Regions from separate parts of the Mus musculus genome. Here all the other regions are linked to region 3. A link is a loop called in an ENCODE intact Hi-C map of the cell type or tissue named here. Cell type or tissue: gastrocnemius. All regions are shown on one strand. Links, peaks and the distances in the headings refer to the core of each region. The heading gives the core; the rest is flanking DNA.

Region 1 (5,353 bases), core at 93-5,092, 210 kb before region 3:
AGAGGACTTAAAGCAATTGCACTGAAATCAGTGACAAGGCTGTCCACTGTCTCCCTACCTCTTCAATGTAGTCTTTGAAGTCCTAGCTAGAGCAATAAGACAACTAAAGGAGATCACGGGGATACAAATTGGAAACAAAGAAGTCAAAGTATCAGTATTCACAGATGATATGATAGTATACATAAGTGACCCCCCAAACTCTACCAGAGAACTCCTACAGCTGATAAATACCTGTAGAATTATGGAAGTATATGGAAGTGACCCTAGCTGAGATTTCTACTAGAGGGGGATATGGAAATTGAAGTGGCCACCTCCTGTAGCCAGCAGGACTTCCAGAGGAGGAGGGGGACATCAATCCACCCACAAAACCTTCGACCCAAAATTTATCCTGCCTACAAAATGTGCAGGGATAAAGATGGAGTAGAGACTGAGGGATCAGTCAGCCAATGACTGTCTCAACTTGAAACACAACCCATGTGAGAGCGCCAACCCCTGACACTTTTAACGATACTCTGCTACACTTGCAGACTGGACTCTCGCCTAACTGTCTCCTGAGAGGCTTCCTCCAGCAACAGATAGAGACAGGTGCAGAGACCCACAGCCAAACATCAGGCAAAGCCCGGGGAATTTTGTGGAAGAGTGGGGGATAGAAGTGAGCAACTTGGAGAGGTCAAGGGCACCACAAGAAAATCCACTGAGTCATCTAGCCTGGAACAATGGGGGGACCACAGAGCCTGGGCCACCAACCAGAGAACATGCAGGAGCTGGACCTAAATCCCCTACACATTTGTAACAAATGTGCAGCTTGGTCTTCATATGAGTCCCCAGGCAAGTGGTGTGGGGGCTGTCTTGGTTTCTGTTCCCTGCCATTGGATTCCCTTCCCCTCTACTTGGACTGCCTGGTTGGGCCTCAGTGGGAGAGAAAGTCCTCCTGGGACTAGGTAGATGTCTCAGGGTAGGGTGGTACCCAAGGGGTGTCCTTCTTTGAGAAGAGGAGGGGGCATTGGAGAGATTGTAAGGGTGGGACTGGGAAGAGAGGAGAGGTGAGGGGGGCCATGATCAGGATGTAAGATGAATTTTAAAAATAAAAAGAAAGAAAGAAAGAAAGAAAAGCCAAGAAAAATATTTACTTTGCATGCGTATAACAAACTCTAAAGATTACTCAGGAGAAAAATTTTGGAGAGCACTTATCCACATTAGAGAAGTTAACAGTAATTGTTTTCTAATAAAAGTCACTTTTATTGTCGCTATAAATAAATAAATAAATAAATAAATAAATAAATAAATAAAGTATTTTCAGAATTGATCCCTAATGCTGCTGACAGGTCAGCCACAGCTCTCTTCCCTCTTACTCATGAACAAGACTATTCTAAGGCCACTTGAGACAGTGGAGACACTAGGTAAAAGATGCCTGGCCCTTTCATAAAAACCAAGAGCAGAGATCCTGCTCCCACTGGCTTTCACACCATTCACCCACAACATGCCGTGAATGGTATGAAAAAGTCTATACTAGAGTCACGACACTGATATGTTGTTGGATTACACTGATAACCCCATGTCTCCTGCTTAAGCAAGAATTTCCAAGCCTGGTGCTGGGGCTGAGGATAGACATTCTGGTCCAACCATGCTCACACATCCCACGAGCTGCTCCTAAGAACGCCCTCTATACCTGTTGCCAACTGCAGGTCTCCTTTCATATATATATATATCTTTCTTATCCCATCGTTCCCGCTCCTTTGCTTATTTCTGTGAGTCTCTGACATCCCTGCTAAACGCAATCTCTTCTCTTTGCTTCTATCCTAGTTCGGAGTAGATTTTTAAAAGAAATACGTATCACATAGTTTATGGCAGACAGCCTTTGGCACATGTCTCCACTGATAGGCTGTACGATTTTGCAGAATGACTGTGATAAAACAAACGTTAACGTTTACAAGCTAGGTTCTTTCTACCATTATCTGTTTTGTAGGTCTTTCTGGTCTTTTCCAGCCAACAGAAATCAATCTGTCGCAAGTCACATTTGTAATATGTAAAACTAACACACTTAACCTAATGTAGCTTCGATATTACGTTTTTAAATATCAAGTCGTCTAAATGTGCAGTGCACACTTGTAGCCCATGTCTCTTCAGGTCTGAAGGCAATGCAGCAAGCATCACTGCCCACTTCACACAGCACCATCTTGTTGGAGCCAACGTGAAGGAAGGCATCATTAGAAGTCCACTGTCCAGTCGGGTTTGGCAGTCTGTCTGTCTGGAGGGTTAGTCCTAGGGGAGGGTTCCAACCCTCTTGAACTCCCACCCCCGCCCCCACCCTACCGCCAGGCGCCGTGGGAGGTCGCAGGCGGTGGGCGGGGCCCCGGGAGCAGCAAAGCCCGTGGGCTGTGGCGACAGGAGTGTGGGTCCAGCGGTCCTCTCCACCCGTGCCCGCCCCCGCCCGCACCACGGAGCCCCGGAAGCGGCGGGATTTCCTGTGCCCGCCCCGCGCCGGCCCTGTCGCTTGTCGCTTGCTGTGCGGGCCGCGGGCTCGGCCGCGCCGGGCGGGAGGTAACGCCAAGGGGCCGAGCCGGGGTGAGTGAGGCTGGGGTGCGGGCGGGCGTGGAGGAGGGCACCAGCCTGGCCGTGGGAACAGTGGCGTCGGTGTCGCATGCCTGGTCCCGCCGCTGTCACTTGCGTGGGCGTCCCCGCAGCACCTTTCTGTCACTTGGTATAGCCCCTGCTCGCGGGAACCTGTTTTCTAGTCCCACTTAGCCAGTTCCCGAGTCTTCTGAAATCTGACCCTCCCGGGGGTGCTGAGTCTGACTCAGAAGAAACCTTATTCTGCTGTGGGCTCGGGGCCCAAGGTGCCACACCCGCGATGGCAGGGCCACTGAGCCACTCTTCGTCCCTGTGCCCTTGGGCCACTCTTTGATACTAAGGCCCTGTCTCTGTCCAAAAGAACTCGCTGAGAAAAAAAAAAAAAAAAAAACTTCAGCAGGTGCCCTGCCTCCCAGATACATAACCAGGCAAAAGAAATGAAAGCCCAAGAACCCAGGCTCCAGCAGACTTGGGATCATCCTGAACTAGGGACAAGGAAAGATAGAAGACAGGTTAAGGTGGGAGCCCAGGTGCTGGCCCTGCCAGGAGCACCCTAGGAAATGCAGGCAGGTGACAGTGATCCATGCCATCCTTTGCTCCCGGTTCCCCCTAACATTTCCACAGGTTTTCTGTCATCCAGCTGGCCCAGTGCGCTCTGCAGAATCAGGCCAGGGTGTATCCCTGAGGCCCCAAAGCCATCTTTGAGCTTCAATGATGGAAGAGGAATTTGTTCTTTCTGTACATTGTAACTGGCCTGGGGTCTGCTGTAGCCTTTCCCAGCCTCCTGGGTTCCTGCAGATGTTACTGGATGATCCTGTGAGCTAAAATAGCCCTGGGATTCTGTATATGAGTACCCTGTCACTGTCTTCAGGCACACCAGAAGAGGGCATCGGACTCCATTACAGACGGTTGAGCCACCATGTGGTTGCTGGGAATTGAACTCAGGACCTCTGGAAGAGCAGTCAGTGCTCTTAACCATTGTGCCATCTCTCCAGCCTGCCCCTGAAATTCTGACTTGTTCTAGGGAGATTATTGGTCGCTCCGTCTACATAGAAAGGGAATAAAAATGACAGACATGGATTGCCACGCAGTAAGTTGTTCCACAGTCATTATCAAATGGGACCTGTCTTGCTCTAGGATTGTTGTGGACTCTAGAAAACAAACAGAAACGAACAAATACTAGCCTAAGTCTTTCCTGTGATCAAAACCATTTATTCTGTTTGATACATAGACATATTTACAGGTGGCCTGACTGGCCGACCCTCTGTTGCTTATCAAGCCCAAACTATGTCTGTTGGTTTAGCTTTTCCAGAGGCTGGGTTTCCTGCCCTTTTCTTGATTCGAATCTCTTCCTGTGAACAAACACTGGCTTCCCCATACCGTTCTTGAAGTTGGATATATTCTTTGTAAGGCACTGTGACCGGTGCCTGTCACACACTTCAGCCCACAGGGATGCTTATTCCCTGTCACACTGTATGAGTGACGCCACCTTCCAGCTTCCCAGGGTCTCTCCACATGCTGATCTTTCCATGATCTCCTTTAAACTTTGGCTCTGCACTGACCTGCAGTTCCAGCCCCCTGTCAAGGCTGCGTTGAGTGCTTACAGCTTGCTTTTATAGCTGTCTACTTTACGGGTCTTTCTGCTGGGTTTTTATCAGTTCTCATTTCCTACATAAGTGTGACAGATCATGGGTCCCTTCACTGAGACTTAAGGGAGGGCTATCTGGTTCAGCTCGAGAGAGACAGCAGGTACTCACAGGTCACCCCCTGCCCCGGGTGGGACTTCTACATCAGTTGGTGAAAATGTAATGTGAGGCATAGAATCTTCAGGTATAACAGCATCCATCTTTGTTGAGTGGATTCCTTCTTGTGTTCTCAACGACTTTGCTGCGCCTTGAGTGATTTTGATACAGTGGAAACCCTCTGGATCTTCAGGATTGGACTAATTGTGTTTTAAAGTGAAGTTTCTTGCAGTCCTGGGTGAAGGTCTGTTGATAGTGTGAGGCCTTCGAAATAACAGGGACTTGACTGTGTGGCGCCTGTCAGTTCCTGAGCTCCTCCTGGAAAGCTTGGCTCACACCATGTTTGGTAAGCTCATCTTCCATGGGGCTCCTTGGACCATTTCCTGTCCTTAGCCTTAAGAGCTGTTCTCTGAAGCTTCCTTGGGCATATCATCCTCATCCATGATAGAAGAGTGCATCACTTCCTGACTTGTTCCAGGTCACAGTGTGTGCTTGCTGCAGACATGCTTTCGGAACAGGCTGTAGGCCTGGGCACGGGATGGGAGCCAATGAATACACAGCTGGATGCGGCAGAACTCCAGTCAGAAAGAGGGACCCGGGAAGAGGGCTCGTGGAGAACAGCACCAAGGCCGCTGGAGCACCTTCACTGTGGTCTTGAAGACGAGCCACTGTCCCTTCAGGAGAAGGGTGAGAGCACATAGTGGGGTGGGGATTGGAAGCACTAGAAGTCTTCTAGTCTCTGCTCCAAAAGAGGCATTAAAAATTCCTAACCTGGCTAGGTATGGTGGCTCAAACTTGTAATCACATTTCTTGGAGGATTGCCATGAGTTTCAGGCCAGCCTGGGCTACAGAGCATGGCCCTGTCTCAAACAACAATAGTTAATTTCTAACTTCCACCAACTGAAGTATGTACCAAATACCAGGTTCAGTCTGTTTACCCTGGGCCCTGCTGTCCAGAGGCCCTGCATCTTCCAAACTATGTGCAGAGGCTCCTTTTTCTCACACAGTCATTCCTCCAACAGGCAAGCACGTCATTAATG
Region 2 (5,353 bases), core at 62-5,061, 64 kb before region 3:
CTTTCTTTATCTTGCTCCATCTCTAGGGACATTCCAGAACCATGACTGCAGCATGGCGGCAGGAAACAGTTGCTGACCCACTGCCCTTGCTTCAGGCCAGAGGGTGGGGCAACTTCTGGTGGCAGGGCAGTTTCTGACTAGTTTCCTGAAGCCTGGGGTTTTTTTCTAGTAACTGACTTGCCTGGACTTGCCCAGTTCTTAGGCCTAGTCTCCTGAACTGCCATTTGAAGCCTGTCATGGAGTCAGCCCAGCATTTCTCACTGTACAGTGTTTTAATTGCTTCATTAAAACGAGAGAACCCAGCAAAATATGGCGGCATATGCCTTTAGTGCCAGCATTTGGGAAGCAGAGGCAGGCAGGTCTCTGACTTTGAGGCCAGCCTGGTCCATATACTGAGTTCCAGGATAGCCAGAAGTACCTTGTTTCAAACACACACACACACACACACACACACACACACACACACACACACACACACACACACGATGACAGAAATCTATTTAGCTCTAAAATTATTTTGATTTGTTTGTCTGGGGGAGAAGAAAAACCTCCCACTTTTCTTAATGGGCTCTTGTAATTTTTCAAAACTTTGCTTACTTATTATCCCTCCTGAAAAGTCTTCGCTGAGCTCCGGGGTGGTGCCAAGACCGTCCCCAGCTGTTCATTTCATTAAATAACACATCAATGGCATGACAGCCTCCAGTAGGCTGGTATCTCAAGGATAAGAATCCTAGACTGCCTTCACTTGTTATTCATCAATGTCTAGTGCATTGCCCTCGGCGCACAGTAGGAGCTTCAGTAAGAGGTTGATGAGTCCACCATGAAATAGACCTGTTTCAACCCACCAGGATAGTCTCAACTTGTCTTCTGCTTACCCTAGCTTTGTAAGTGGCTCCTTCATTTATGCATGAGCACACAAGGGCCTGGGAAGAGAAGGGGGCATGTTGCTTATGATCACTACCAACCCCTACTAATTGTGACATTAAAATATAGCAAATTCTCTCACATCTCCGTGGCAGCCGCCTCCAGCTCCACCATGATTGCCTAGATTACTTAGGCTACTGTTGTCACGTCTTCGATCCTTGCCCTGCCGCACATGTAAACGATTCTTCTTCAGGAAGCCAGGGTGACCCTTTAAAAATGCTGGTGTGGGGGCTGGAGAGATGGCTCAGCGGTTAAGATCACTGACTGCTCTTCCAGAGGTCCTGAGTTCAATTCCCAGCAACCACACAGTGGCTCACAACTATCTATAATGGAATCAGATGCCCCCTTCTGGTGTGTCTGAAGACAGCTACAGTGTACTCATATACATAAAATACATAAATCTTTTTTTTTAATGCTGGCGTGGTGACTCACTTGCCTAAAACCTAGCAGTGGACTCCCATTCTTTGGAGACACAGTTCAGAAACTCTAACCTGTCCGCCAAGCCTCCCCCTGGACTGGAGTCTCCCTATTGTTCTTGGCATCCATTTTGGTCATCTGCTGTCCCTTCTGGACTCTCTGCTTCAGCTTTACCTCTTGAACCTTCTCCTCGCCTTGAATCTGCTTTTCCCACCCATCTTCCAGATCTGTATTCAGGGAACTGTCTCTTGATAGTTTAATCCAGCAACATGGCTACTCTTGAAAGGGATCATATCCAAAGACCTATGTGATCCTGCTGGAATCCGCACCTTTAATCCCTCTGTCTGGGTCCAGACACACCTGTAGTACTCATCTTTAATCCACCACCACCCCCCCCCCCCCCGCAATGAAGAGGGATTCGTTTGTAGAAGGAAGCAGCCATGTTTGAAAGTGATATCTAATTGAGTGGCAGATAAAGGGGCGCATCAGAGAAAGATTTGACAGACTGAGTCAGAGACAGGTATCACCCAGCTCTCCTGAGAACAGGCAGGAAAGGGAGGCCACTCAGGAGCAGCCGAGAGTGAGTCAGGAGGGGAGGGTGGTCCAGTGAGTGCCCCTCAGTTCAGTTCAGGCATTGCAGTGGAGTTCAGCTGAGTTGAGTTCAGTGCAGTGGAGTTCAGTTCCATTCAGTTGTGACTCTGCAGGTATTCAAATGGTTTTGTAATACTTATTTCTAACATGGAACTGTAATTTTCCTAGAGTCAAGGGTATGTTCATCTTGTCCTTGGCAGTGTCATCATTATCAGCAGACGTAGTAATAGCATTTAATAAGTACATGTTGAAAGGACAGAAGGATAAATGAATGAATATATATACATATACATATACATATACATATACATATACATATACATATACATATACATATACATATACATATATATATATATCAAGGAGTCAAGGACTGTACTAATTACTGAACTTTGGGGAAGAAGTCTGAAAGAGCAAACACTCTCTTTGCCCTCTAGGGGGAGACTTGTTCCTATCAGAAGTGGCAAAGGCCCCACCGAATTTACTTTTCAGGCTCCTAGAACTCCTTCAGGCAATCTGGTCTCCTCTTTACTAAGACACCGCACATTAGTCTCAACCAGATCTTCTCAAACTGTGGGTCTTGACTCCACAGGGGTGGCCCAAGACCATCAGGGAACACAGATTAGGACTGTAGCAGTGAAATAATTGTACAGTGGTGGGTCATCGCATGGGGAACTGTGTTAAAGCACTGAGAAGGTTAGGAACCACTGGTGTAAGCCAGTCAACCATATCAGAAAATGGGCATCTCAAATCTCATTTCCCTTCCATAGACAAGGAAAAAAAAAAAAACATTCCTGCAAGAGTTCATTCGCTTTGGTGTTTGCCAAATAATTAAACTGCGAGGCTTATGTTCTTGGAAAAATGTAGCACATATATGTTATTTCAATATTATCATTAATGGTAACTGAGTTTTTACTGTAATTCTTCTTCAATATCCCTCAAGCATTCTTTCTCTATGAAGATCTAAGTGTTTTAAAATTATTTCTGGTAGTGGAAAATATTGGGACTCTATAGGAAAAAATAAAGGCAATTTTCATTTAAAAAACAAACAAATAATTCATGACTTTTCCTGAGCCCTGGAGAAAATGAAAAGGAAAGCAAAAAGATGAAGCGTTTGAAAGTTGAGAGGGTGTTTGCCTCAGGCGATTTCTGAAAGACGCCCTTGTTTAATCCTGAGGCGTCCTGGGAGCCACTCCAGCTGCACACTAATAATGCTCTGCACCAGTGGGGTAACTCAGTCTAAGCTTGAGTCCCAGCTCCTTCCAACTTCCTCTTTATTCTAGTTCCCAAATCCCCTTTTCAGTTTTTCCCTGATTTGATCTCTGGGCCTCTTTCTTTCTCAGCTCAGAGAAGACAGTCTCTCATCCCTGTCTTTGAAAGGCCACTTTTCCGTAGTTCCGATTACCTTACATCCGACGTATACCTACCGTCTTAGCTGTGCTACTATCACTGTGATGGACGTTGTGGTCCACAGCAGCCTGGGGAAGGTTTGTTTGACTTACGTGGTCCAGAGAGGAAAGCCAAGGCAGAAACTCAAACCTGACAGAACCTGGAGCTGACACAGAGGCCGAGGAGGGTGCTGCTTGTGTACCTGATGTCTGGCTCAGCCTGCTTTTGTTTTTCCATGTGACCATATTGTAAGTACATGTTTAATTTTTTTCCTTGAGAATAGATTTTTTTTCATATAATATATTTTAATTACAGTTTACCCTCTCCCAACTCCACCCAGATCCTATCTATCCACCCAACTCTCCCTCAGAAAACAAACTGAAATATATAATAACGGATAATCACAATAAATAAATATGATTAAAAACAAACAAACCTGAATAGGACAAAACAAACAGGAAAAAAAAAAGATCCAAAGAAAAGGCATAAGAAATTCATACAGGGACTGGAGAAGATGGCTCAACAGTTAAGAGCACTGACTGCTCTTCCAGAGATCCTGAGTTCAATTCCCAACAACCACATGGTGGCTCACAACCATCTGTAATGGGATCTGACGCCCTCTTCTGGTGTGTCTGAAGACATGCAGATGCAGAGACACACACACACACAAACACACATATTCAGACACACTGAAAACCCATAAAAACAAAACTGGAAACCATAATATATATGTAAAAGATGTGTACAGTTAACAAACAAAAGCCTAGACAAAGCACTCTGACAAAACCCTCCCAAGGTACGTTGCGTTCATTTTGGCCATCTGCGGCTGAGCATGGGTCTTGCCCTTAGTGTTATTTGTACCCAATGAGACTCTATTAGAGAAGTCTAATTTTATCATTCCAAGTGGGTATCATGTCCTGAGATAGCTTCTAGGTTAGGGATGGGGGCTGGTGTCTACTTTCCTCCCAACACTGGAGCCCCACCTAACTTTCACAGCCCTGCGCAGGCTCAGTTCATGCTGCCACAGTCACTGAGTTCTTAGTTGCACCGATCATCCTGTATCTAGACGTCCTCAGATCCCTGGTGTCTTCCATACCTCTTGGCTCTTTCATCTTTCTACCTTCTTTTCTGCAGTTTTCTGAGCTCTGAGGGGGAGGGATTTAGTGGAGAACATCCCATTTAGGACTGACTGAGGGTTCCAAGGTCCCTCGCTCTGTGTATTGTCCAGTTGTGAATCTCTACTTTTGTTCCAATCTCCCGTAGGAGGAGGCTTCTCTGTTGATGGCCGAGGCACTGATATGTGTACGCCGAAACATTCCTTTAGCAGAACTATACGTTTGGTTTTTCTCTGGGACTGTAGTGTGTCTGTCTCGTCTCAGGCTCTTGGCCATGGGATGGTATAGGGCATAGATTCCATCTTATGAAGTGGCCCTTAAATCCAATCAGATATGCATTGATCATTTCTACAACGTTTGTGTGTTGTACCAGCATGTCTTGCAGGCAGTCACCTGTTGTGTGTAGTTCCTACTACCCCGCTTTAAGCTCCGGGCGGACCTTGCTACCAGCCTCACCCTTGTTCCCTCTGATCCACTGATAAAGACACACACACACACACACACACACACACACACACACACACACAAGCTTATTTTCAACCTGCCTTATTGCCTTAATTGCTGGGCACTTCTAATCTCCCAAATCTAGTGTGCCTCTCCTAATACTCTTAGCATCCTAAATCTGCCCTCAGCTTCAGTTGCTCAGTTACTGTCTCCTTGTTCAGCAAACCCAAAACAGCCCTCTGCTTAGTTGTCTCTAGTCTTCCACCTGGGGAAGTGGCCTGTCTCACACACACACACCACACACACACACACACACACACACACACACACACCCTCCGCCAGAGATCGCACATAGCTTGTCACTTCCCCCTGTATCCCTTAGCCTGCCCATGATCCAGAAGTCCCACCTCTTTGCTTCCACCCAGTAATTGTCCCCCGCCCGGTATCTTTATTGATTGACCAAGAACCAAACG
Region 3 (5,353 bases), core at 151-5,150:
CCCTAACGTGATCTTTCTGGATATATGCTGGCTTCCTCTTGTCTTGAGCTTGGTGATTTCTGTTTTATCAGTACCTCTACAGTTTTTCTGTTATCTTGTTGGCAATAACTTGCTCCTTTATCACTTTTAAGGCACACTTGTTAAAATTACTTACTTCACGTGGCATACTTAATTGTATTTGGAGTGATGGTGATTCTTGCAAAATTTTGTATAGTCCTTTTATGTGCAATCAACCATTTGATGTAGGGTTTTCGATGTAGTAGGACATTCTGGATGAAGTAAAACATGTTTAAGTATTCTTCATAAAGATGATTTGTATTCACGACTCTTGCTGAAATGTGGATTACTGCCCTTGAGGTTACAGTGACACCTGTAATAGTGACCTGAACCTTCCAGTTAGACTACCTGTCCCCCCCCCCACCCCACCCCCTCTTTAAAGAGCTTCATTCCCTGATTTCAGTCAATTATCCAAACGGCAAACGTGGGTAGCCTATCACTCATCTGATGAATTAGGTCTGGAGAGGGAGTGGATGAGTTTACAAACAGGTTCTGCCACTTGTGGCTAAGGTGATGTAATTTTCTTCTTCCACTGTCTTCTCTTTCTCCTACCCGTCATACTAGTTTTGCTGTCTGTGTGACTGGATCTGGCTTCCTCGCCTGGCCTGAAAACTACTAAAGGGCAAAGGCCAGAGCTTTCTTGTGTTTATATCCCAGAACCCCACACTTAGTGTATGTGTGTAAGAAGTTAAGTACTATTTAAAGGTTAGAATAGTAAGGTGCTTAAGGTACTAATTTAACTGGGGGAGAGAGTCCACATAAAAATACTATGGTGCGGACCTGAACAGATGATGGCGAAGTGTAAAGTGTATCACAGGTGACAGATGATGGTGAAGTGTAGACTGTATCACAGGGTATCATTGTGTTATTCGCATGCTTACTTGCACATGTTGGCTCTGGATACAGGTAACTGTACAGGGCTATATTTTTCTAGTAGCTTCATTAGTGCGCTAAAAATTAATTTTTGTAATGATCTCTTCCAAAGTATACAGACTTACACATGATTTACTACTTTGTATTCTATTGCAGGCAATTTCTGTCTCCCTCAGATTTACCTTTCACTTGGTGTTCAGCTGCTAACTTGATTCACATTAGTAAGCAGCTGCTTAGTAACATTCTGGAAATTAAATGAATGATGACTACTAGGGATGAATTATGAAAATTATCTATCTATATGTGTGTGTGTGTGTGTGTGTGTGTGTGTGTGTGTGTGAGAGTGTGTGTGTGTGTGTGTGTGTGTGTGTGTTTTGAAACAGGGTTTCTCTATGTAACTTTGGTTATCCTGAAACTCGCTCTATAGATCAGGCTGACCTCAAACTCACGAGAGATCCACCTACTGTGTGACTCTACCACCACCCAGCAAGACAGATTTTCTTAAAATAAAAAAACCTGTCATCTGTGCTTGAATTTGATGACATCTAAGGCTCCTTATTAAGGACTCATGTAGAATTTTGATTTTGTTGTTTTCTTAAATCTCTTCTTCCAACATCATTGCTAAAGAAGGTACTAGAAGCACAACAAAGAAGCAAGATGTATTTGTTCTGAATATGGAGCTTTGATCATTTACATATATGAGCCAGGATAGATTGCTCAAAGCTAGTTGGAAAGGCTACTTTTCAATTGCCCTTGTGAATCTTTGAATGAATATCTTCTGTCTTCTGGATATGCCAGAAGATAGAAGCTAGAGTGTGCACTTGCTGAGGGATTCTTGGGTCCTTCCTTTTGCCCCATCTGTGTGATTTTATGCAAGTCAGTTTAACTTTTTGAATTATTTAATTTCTAGCTTGTTTTCTCCTTTTACATCTCTAAAATGAAAAAGAAATTAACTGGGATTATCCTACTGGAGACCAGATTTTTTTTCTTCCTGAGAGAATGTCTTGCTGTATAATCCAAGCGGCCTCAAACTTGGAATTTTCCTATCTCTCATGTTGTGGGTACTAGACATTTATTTATTTATCTATCTATTTATTTTGGTTTTACGAGACAGGGTTTCTCTGTGTAGCCCTGGCTGTCCAGGAACTCACTCTGTAGACCAGGGTGGCCTCGAACTCAGAAATCCACCTGCCTTTGCCTCCCAAGTGCTGGGATTAAAGGCGTGCACCACCACTGCCCGGCCCTGGATACTAGACTTTTAAATTGGTATTTTTCTTATTAAAAAGGTATGCAGAATGTACTAGTCACAATTAGAAAGTGACTTTGGTTGATTCGATTTTTTTCCCCCTGCCTTAATCTGAATCCTAAAGAATTCTACCCTAATGCAGGAGGAATGGCTCAGTGGTTAAGAGCTGTGGCTGCTCTTCCAGAAGACTTAAGTTCAACTCCCTTCACTCACATAGTGGCTCACAGGGGATCTGAAGCCCTCTTTTAACCTCCACAAGCACTGGGCATATGCACATGGTGCATAGACAAACATTTGGGGGAAACACTTCTACACGTAAAATAAATAAATTAAAAAGGGGGGCTGGAAAGATGGCTCAGTGGTTAAGAGCACTGAATGCTCTTCCAGAGGTCCTGAGTTCAAGTCCCAGCAAACCACATGGTGGCTCACAGCCATCTGTAATGGGATCTGGCGCCCTCTTCTGGTTTGTCTGAAAACAGCTAAAGTGTACTCATAAAAATAAAAAAATAAGAAAAAGGAAGTTTAAAAAAAAATTCTACCCCGTTAAGGAAGAAGGGGAAAAATAGCCTGAAGAAATTCTAGGTGGAAGCTTAGAGATGTATTTGATCCTAAATCTAAGGCTTAAACCTTTTCAGGATCCTTCCTGGCAAGCCTGGGTACTCCGCTCTCAAGCAGCCTACCTTCTCACATACTCTTCATTATTGGGACCATTAAGAACGCCTGTTGACATCACGTAGTTTTCTTGAATACTTTGAAGATTCAGAATGGCTGTGGATTTGATAATCAACTGCTCAGTCTCCTTAAACTATGTGCATAAAAGCGGATGTATATGGTTATGCTAATTAAGTAGTTCTAAGCAGTTAGGGTTTTAACCACTCCCCAACCCTCTTCTGGGGAAATTCAGTATCTGCAGTTTCACTTTCTGCAGTTTCGTAATAGTCGTTTGTTTAAAAAAATAAGTGAAAAAATCAGGCATGGTGGTACACACTTTTTAATCCTAGGAGATGGACATGCAGATCTCTGAGTTCAGGGTCACTCTACAAAGCAAGATCCAGGACAGCCAAACTTAGGCCATGAAGGAGTTGGAAAACAGAAAGCTAGTGATAATGTAATAGAACAAGGGGGGGCATGTTCCAGCTCCTGCAAGCAGCAGAACCCAGCAGCTTCGGCCATGTGGCTCTGGCTTAGTGTCCAGAATAGAAGGGAGTACTGAGACAATTAGATGGTTAGCTGGAGCTAAGAAATTAGTGGTGATTAAGAAGAGATCAGCATCACTGAGGTGAAGCCTGGGAAGTGTTTTCTGAAAGCACAAAGAAATTGTGTTCCAGAGATAGCCAAGGTTGCACTTCCTGTTGCAGCTGGGCTTGATAAGATGTAAGAGTCACACAGGTGGTACTGGTTTTGAGGGCATGAAGGGGTCATTAAGAACAGCTGAGGCTTGGCACTGTTGGAGGCCAGGGAATGCCATTGGTGTAGGTGCAGCCTCAGTTGTAGTTGATGGCCCAGGACTGAAGGGGTCATGGAAAAGAGTTGAGACTTAGCACTATGAAAAGAGCCTATGAGAGGCTATTGGTGAAGCCTATTTGCAGAGGAAGACCCCAGTGTGTTGGATATGCCAGTACCATGGGATGATCACCAAGAACAGCAGCAGCAGTGGAGTGGCTCAGCCTGAGCTTAGAGAGGGCAGAGCTGGAGAAGTGATGCCAGCCCTTTGGAGGAGCTCAGAAGATCATGTTCATTGGAACAAGAAGCTGTAACATTGAAGTTGCCTTGGAGACAGACCCCAAGATGTTTGAGATGCCAGAGCTGTGGGGCTATCTACTGAGGAAAGCTGCTAACGGAGTGGAGCCAGCCCAGGAGAAAGAAGTTTGTTGCAGTCAACAAAGATGAAAAAGGAGTTGGAGATCTGAAGCCTGCTTTGACTCCAGACATGGAGATGCAGAGTTTGGAGTTTGCCCAGCTGTTTTCCTGTCTTGCTTTGGGGATTACAGTGAAGTGAGTGGATGAATCTAAGAAGAGGCCCTGAACTTTGGACTTTTAACATTGTTGAGACTGCTGTAGACTATGGGGGCTTTTGAAGTTGGACTAAATGTATTTTGCATTATGCTATGTTTAGTTCTGGCCCCCATAGATTCATATGTTTGATCAAGGTTATGGGGGCCAGAGAGTGGAATGTGATGGTTTGTATATGCTTGGCCCAGGAAGTGGAACTATTAGAAGGTGTGGCCCTGTTGGAGTTGGTATGGCCTTGTTGGAGTAGGTGTGTCACTGTGGGTCTGGGCTATAAGAACCCCCATCCTAGCTGCTTGGAAGCCAGTATTCTGCCAGCAGCCTTCAGATGAAGTTGTAGAACTCTCAGCTCCTCTTGCACCATACCTGCCTGGATGCTGCCGAGTTCCCACCTTGATAATGAACTGAACCTCTGAGCCTGTAAGCCAGGCCCAATTAAATGTTGTTCTTTATAAGACTTACCTTGGTCTTGGTGTCTGTTCATTGCAGTAAAACCCTATTAATCTCTTGTTCTAACTCATGAATTACACTTTTATTGAAGTGTATCTGTGTGTATAATCAGTACAACTTGTAGTTTCAGACATATATCAGAAGCCTTGGAACTTATATCCTATACAAGGGGAACTTGGGAACTTCTATGTAGATAAAACCTTGTTTTAAGGAGGTTTAATTTGGTTTGGTTGCTTGCTTTGGCACTAAGGATTGATTGAATAAAGGACATTGTGCATGCTACACAAGGGAGCTGTATTCCAGCCATTTTCCAGCAGCTTGGTGGATAATGTTGAGTGGAGCAGTGCTTTGTACAACTGAAGGTATTCCTTGATTTGTACTCAGTAAACTTGTGGGATTTTGTTTGTCCACTATATAAAGTTTATGGAAGATAAATCTTAAGGTCACAAAGTTGTCACTTACCTAGAAAAATGAGTTAGGATGAGGTAGAAGAAATCGGGGTTGATTGGGGAGAATTTCTAGTTGTGATTTCATTGCAGTGACTAACTGTGATTTATACACACATGGCTCCGTCTCCTGGGGGGTTGGCTCTGGCGACTTGATTCTTGCTTTGATGATCCGTGATTCTCTGGTTACCTGTAGCTGCGGTTGAGTCCAGTATAGTTTGCAGCAGTGTTTGCAAGTCCTTCTTGCCAATTTGATTTTTTTACTCCTTTT
Region 4 (5,353 bases), core at 95-5,094, 84 kb before region 3:
ACTTTGTACATCTGTGCAGACACCTATGTAGCTCATTTAGGGAAGGTTTGCTGGTGCTTTGGCCAAGAGCACTCTACTTCCTTTTCCCAGAGTGGGATGCTATGCCAGCTGCTGCTTTTCTTCCAATGTTCTCCCTACTCTGAGTCTTTACAGTACTTCATTTCTATTGTACCTTCTCCTGCCTGCATGCACAGCAACTTTCCCCATATGCCAAGGACCAACCTGGAGAAGGGGTGTCTGGGAGCAGCAAAAAGAAATGACTCAAAGTCAAATTGTAACTGGTAAGACCCATTGGACATCTAACTTACATATAAATAGCTGCACAAACATCAACAAAGTTTCTTTCAGAAAAAAAACTAAAGACTCTTAGAGGTGACAATGTTTCAGTTCCATCCTCACCTCTGTTTCTCTTAAATTCTTTTTCAAGATTTATTTATATATTTAATGTATTCACCACTGCGGTTTCAGACACACCAAAAGAGGGCGTCAGACCCTGTTACAGATGGTTATAAGCCACCATGTGGTTGCTGGGAATTGAACTCAGGACCTCTGGAAGAGCAGTCGGTGCTCTTAACCACTGAGCCATCTCTCCAGCCCTCACCTCTGCTTCTCAATTGCTCCTTTTCCTTTTATTATTCAGCTGAACACTTTTTTGGGGCTATTATCAAGATGCCTTTATAATAAAGTAAATTTTGCTTGGTGTGATGGGCACATACTTAATCCCAGCACTCTGGAGGCAAAGACAGGTGGATCGCTGTGAGTTCGAGGTCAGACTGCTCTACGGAGTGAGATCTTTCCTCAGAAAAACGATGATAATAATGTAAATTCCATTGATACAGGAAACTGTTTTCTCTCACACATCTAAACATCTTTCAAATAGAATGTCCTATATAACCAATGGTAGTTTATAATTCCTGCCAGCTCCCAGAAGTCAGGACACAAGGACACTCCTCGAGCTTGACCTTAGCTATCATTCAAAGTGACTGATATGACTGGAAGCCCTCAGTTCATCAACCCTTGGAGAAATACTAGTGCTGTTCAAACACCTACCTTAAACTGTCTCTGGCAAGATCAAAGGAAGTACAGCATCAGAGATTAGGAGTTGGGCCGTGGAGGGAACTCCCGCAGGCAACATTTTCTTTCCTAAGAAACTGCTTTGCTAAAACTCAGTATGGCATCTAATAGAAATGCATAGAAAAAATACAGACAGGGACAAAAGTGATTCAGAAGTGCCAGGCTCAAGGCTAAGTAATTGTAATTCTGGAGTGACTTTTAGTTATAGTTGTGTACGTGGTAGTGATAGTTTAAAGTCCCTTTTGAAATTTAGAAATAAATGATATTTAAATAAGAACGAACCTTTAAGACCCAAGTGATAAGAACCCAATGATCATTCGTGGCAGTATTCTTTCCTTTCCTTGGGGATCCTAAAATGAGGTGCCACTCACCCTACAGTACCATAAAGTCCCCGTAGACACCTCAGACCCTATAGCACGAATACACAGTCGCAGCTCTCAAGGTACCCATAAGCCTGGAAACAGATGGACAGTGTGCTCAGGATTGAACACACGCAGGCAAGGAGGAGAAAAAGGCAATAAGGGGGGCTGGGAGGGTGCTGGAGAGATGGCTCAGTGGTTAAGAACACTGACTGCACTTCCAGAGGTCCTGAGTTCAATTCCCAGCAACCACATGGTGGCTCACAAGCATCTGTAATGAGATCTGATGTCCTCTTCTGGTGTTTCTGAAGACAGCAACAGTGTGCTCACATACATAAAACAAATAAATCTAAAGGTTATTGTCATACCCCACCACCACCCACCACCCACCCCGTTGCCGCCGTAGACACTTAGAGGAAGGATGAGGTCACATTTCTTCATGTCTAAAGTGGAATACTAAAGTCAGGAGCTTTACAGAGTAGCGGGTAGCGGAGGCATCTCCGGGGAATGAAGAGCAGGACACTTTGGCCACAGAGTTCACTATTCCTTTTTGTTGTTGTTGTTGGGTTTTTTTTGTTTTTGTTTTGTTGTTGTTGTTTTTCGAGACAGGATTTCTCTGTGTAGCCCTGGCTGTCCTAGAACTCACTCTGTAGACCAGGCTGGGCTCAAACTCATAAATCTGCCTGCCTCTGCCTCCCGAGTACCAGGCATGCACCACCACTGCCCGCTTCACTACTCCTTTCGACTTTACCCATTAAAAATTTTGATGAAAACGGTGAACCTTGCTCTTAGAAATAAAAGCACACATTCATAATAATAATAAAAAAAGAATTGTCTAGTATCTCTGGGGATTTTTTTCACTTTCGGGCAGCATGAGGGGCAAACGACCAGGGGAGACGGGTAATGCCAGTAACTAGGACAGAAGGCTCACTTCTGGAGATGAGGTTTGTACCTGACTTTTCTGGAAAGGAATGGAGGCTCATCCAGGACTGAAGGAGCAGAATTCACTTGGGAACCCTCTCCAGCATTGATTGGAATGATCTGAGCTTCTGATGAGGTAAGACGGTCCTTAAAGAGTAGCTAGGAAAAGAAATATAGGGGGTGGGGGTGGGGGAGGGTATGCCCGGCTCTTGGCAGGGAGCTTGACTCCTACACACACACACACACACACACACACACACACACACACACACACACACACGCCATATTTTATATTTAATATAGGGAGCAATGGGAAGATGTTGCAGATCATTAAGGAGAGTAACTATTCAGAACTCTGGTTTAGGAAGATTAATTTTCGGAGTAGGTAACCGCGGGAGGAGCGAAGTTAGTTTATGGCAGTTGCCTTTTTAAAATATATTCTTCAGATCCATTCTACTTATTCAGCTCGCCACCCACCACATGGCAGGAAGCCAAGCCTTTAGTAGGCATTTGCCAGTCCTGAAGAGAAAAAAAGACATAAATTCACTTTGAGGTTCCTCTTGTAATGTCTCTATTCCTCAAAAGGTGGCGCTCTTACAGCACTATTTACAGAGCCGGATTCTTTCTCTAAACACATTGCTTCCAAGCAGAAAAGCTGTTTTTCAGGGGGAACTCACCTTCTGAGGACAATGTAGAGGCGGGGAGGGGGTGATGATAGCTAGTATGAAAGATTGATGGACAGCCCTTTTATGTCTCAGTATTCCGACCACAGTAGGCGCCCTGAATACAGTTCTATATTAAGCATTTTAATAAGGGGAGAAGTTTATGAAAAGCTGCCTCTCGAAGCAAGACATTTTACGTCTTGCGAGATATATAGACATATATTTGAGGAGTGGCGTAGCTTAGTTCTAGGAAGGCTTCCACTCATAGACGTCAAGCAGAAAGCATAATCTGCAACGCCATTGTGAGTCCATAAATCTGCGTGCTGTGTGGAAGGGCCAGTTTATGTCACAGGGAAGGGGGTCGTTCTCCAAGAGCAGAGTTTAGCTGTACCAGGTTAAAGCTGTAGCTTATTGCTATGAAACTGTCTGTGCTTTGTCTTTGAGTCTGGGAGCAGATCTCTAAGAGAGGCACGTTAGGTGGGTTAGAGACGGCGGTTCCAGAAACAGTTGTGGTTGGGTTGGCCCCAAACTGAAAAGTTTAACTTGAAGCCATGGAGTTTGATATTAAGTTATTTTCTCTCCATTAAAATGTGCCTTCCAGAAAGGAGGGAGGGAGGATCTCAAAGTTACCCACTTCACAAGACCCACCCCTGAAAGGTGAGGTAAACAGTAGCACTTACCTTACAGGTGTATGAGAGAGAGCTGCCTGCCAGTGGGCGGGGAGTCCCACCGATGCTGCTCTTGGGAGCAGCCACCCATGCTGGGGTGGGCTGTTTGTGATGCCTTGGAGTTACTCATGCTTCTCTAATACTCCCTTCAATCCCAATCCCCCTATTAAGCAAACCTATAAACTCACTAGTTCTTCGTCCTAGACTTGGGTGAGATGGTTCCTCGGTTTGCCTTTGGTGTCCTATCTGGGGTGAACAGCGACATGCTTGTGCATTCCCCGGTGAACTAAGACATTGCTTACTTAGACTCTCGGGCATCTTTGTCAACCCTCTACTGTTAAAGACTTGGAAGCAATGGGGAGAAGGGCTGTAGCACCTGATAGATGCTAATGTAATTAAAATTCATCAAGGAAGTGGTGAATAATTCCATCGAGATGGCCGTTCCAATTCCAGCCAGGAAATACTCAGGAGGCTCCAGGAGGCACGGATGCTGCAAGAGCCAGGCTCAATTGGTCTTTTCTTCATTGGTGCTTTTTGAGTTGAAACATCTCGTTACACTTTACTCAATGACTAGTCCCATTTTACAAAAGCCTGATCCTTACTCTTAAAGACTAAGCAAAAACAATGGCCCTTTATCTCTAGAGAGAATATATATTTGCAGGCTTTTGTAATTTCCAATGTGTGTTGCTTCCTGAAATATTCAGCAGTGAGCCCTGCCATGAACCCTGGGTGAGGAACTCCAGCTGAAACTCCCTTACCAGCAGGCTGGAGAAGAGACCTCAGAAGCCAGGGGCAGAGAAGGAAGAAACAGGGGTGAAGGAGTAACCTGTGCAAAAATCTGTTCCGGGTGCAGATAAGAAGGGGATGGGCAGAACAATTGCTCTCTGTGGGAAGGCTGCTCTCTGGACTTGCCAGGTTGCAGGGAGTAACTTAAGGGCTGAGAACCCCTGGAAGACAGTGTGCAGAGCGATAGACCTGGAATCCATGGCTAAAGGCCTCAACCAGAACTTTCTATGGAGTCTAAATGGGCGTTGCCTCAAATGACAGAGAATCTGACCGATAGGGAACAAAAAAGAGAGCTCACCTATGGAAGAAACTGACGGGGATGCCAACAAGCACTGGAAACTTCCTCTCCAATAGCAGATCCAAACAGCCATCTGCTCCATGCACCCAGTGCTGAGAAAGGTCTAGAACCAAAGCCTGAACTGTAATCTTTTTCACTGCCCAAATGTGGTTGATTTCTTTTTCAGGATACTCTCAGGCTCTTTGAGGAGCCAAATTAAAAAAAAAAAAAAAAATAGAGATGGTTTCTATCCAAGGCTTCTTTAAATCAAACCGTCTCAGCGTTAGGTCCTGGCTTTGCCACATTCCAGTCTGTGACCTTGAAGCCTTAAATCTGTTTCTGAGCTGTTATGTAAAAAGTAACAACGCGCTCTCTACCTCATAAAACTGCTGGGAGATAAAAGCGGTGGAGCTCAGTAACTGATCACCGCCTTGGTAATGGATGCTGAACGTTGAAACTGTAGCAGAAGCCTAAGTCCCCATCCTCAGCTGGATGCTCTAGCTGCTCCCCTGGGGGCCCAGCATTCATTACCCAAGGACTGCACACCTCACAGCTTTCTCAGGCATATTATGTATGAATACAGGGTTAGTCCACAGCCTTTATGGC

What was found. Peaks named below come from ENCODE experiments on the same cell type or tissue, not always from the same donor. Only the 100,000 strongest peaks of a DNase experiment are listed, where the experiment ranks them.
Region 1: a loop joins it to region 3, with 3 times the contacts of the local background. A loop is called at or near these places in 3 of 42 quality-filtered maps.
Region 2: it touches region 3 in a loop (9-fold over the local background); 30 of 42 quality-filtered maps call a loop at or near these places.
Region 4: a loop joins it to region 3, with 2.7 times the contacts of the local background. A loop is called at or near these places in 14 of 42 quality-filtered maps.

What each region holds. Positions count from the first base shown.
Region 1 is chr15:98,293,267-98,298,619 of GRCm38, reverse strand. Zfp641 (zinc finger protein 641) reads left to right here and starts at 2,459. Exons shown (of 6, transcript NM_173769.4): 1 at 2,459-2,565; 2 at 4,792-5,000. The coding sequence starts at 4,817. In gastrocnemius, for the core only: no CTCF peak of the experiment used is centred there; a DNase peak (open chromatin) is centred at 2,467; H3K4me3 peaks cover 1,756 bases; H3K27ac peaks cover 1,697 bases.
Region 2 is chr15:98,150,912-98,156,264 of GRCm38, reverse strand. It overlaps a transcript of Asb8 not described here. Among named protein-coding and RNA genes, the nearest start is that of Asb8, 7.9 kb to the right of the region's middle. In gastrocnemius, for the core only: a CTCF peak has its summit at 2,367; no DNase peak of the experiment used is centred there; H3K27ac peaks cover 1,249 bases.
Region 3 is chr15:98,087,262-98,092,614 of GRCm38, reverse strand. All of the region lies in intron 1 of Senp1 (SUMO1/sentrin specific peptidase 1), which reads left to right. It also overlaps a transcript of Pfkm not described here. Among named protein-coding and RNA genes, the nearest start is that of Senp1, 3.6 kb to the left of the region's middle. In gastrocnemius, for the core only: a CTCF peak has its summit at 2,647 (motif pointing left); a DNase peak (open chromatin) is centred at 2,608; H3K4me3 peaks cover 428 bases; H3K27ac peaks cover 664 bases.
Region 4 is chr15:98,171,568-98,176,920 of GRCm38, reverse strand. No RefSeq gene overlaps it. Among named protein-coding and RNA genes, the nearest start is that of Gm33909, 6.3 kb to the left of the region's middle. In gastrocnemius, for the core only: a CTCF peak has its summit at 2,929; a DNase peak (open chromatin) is centred at 2,857.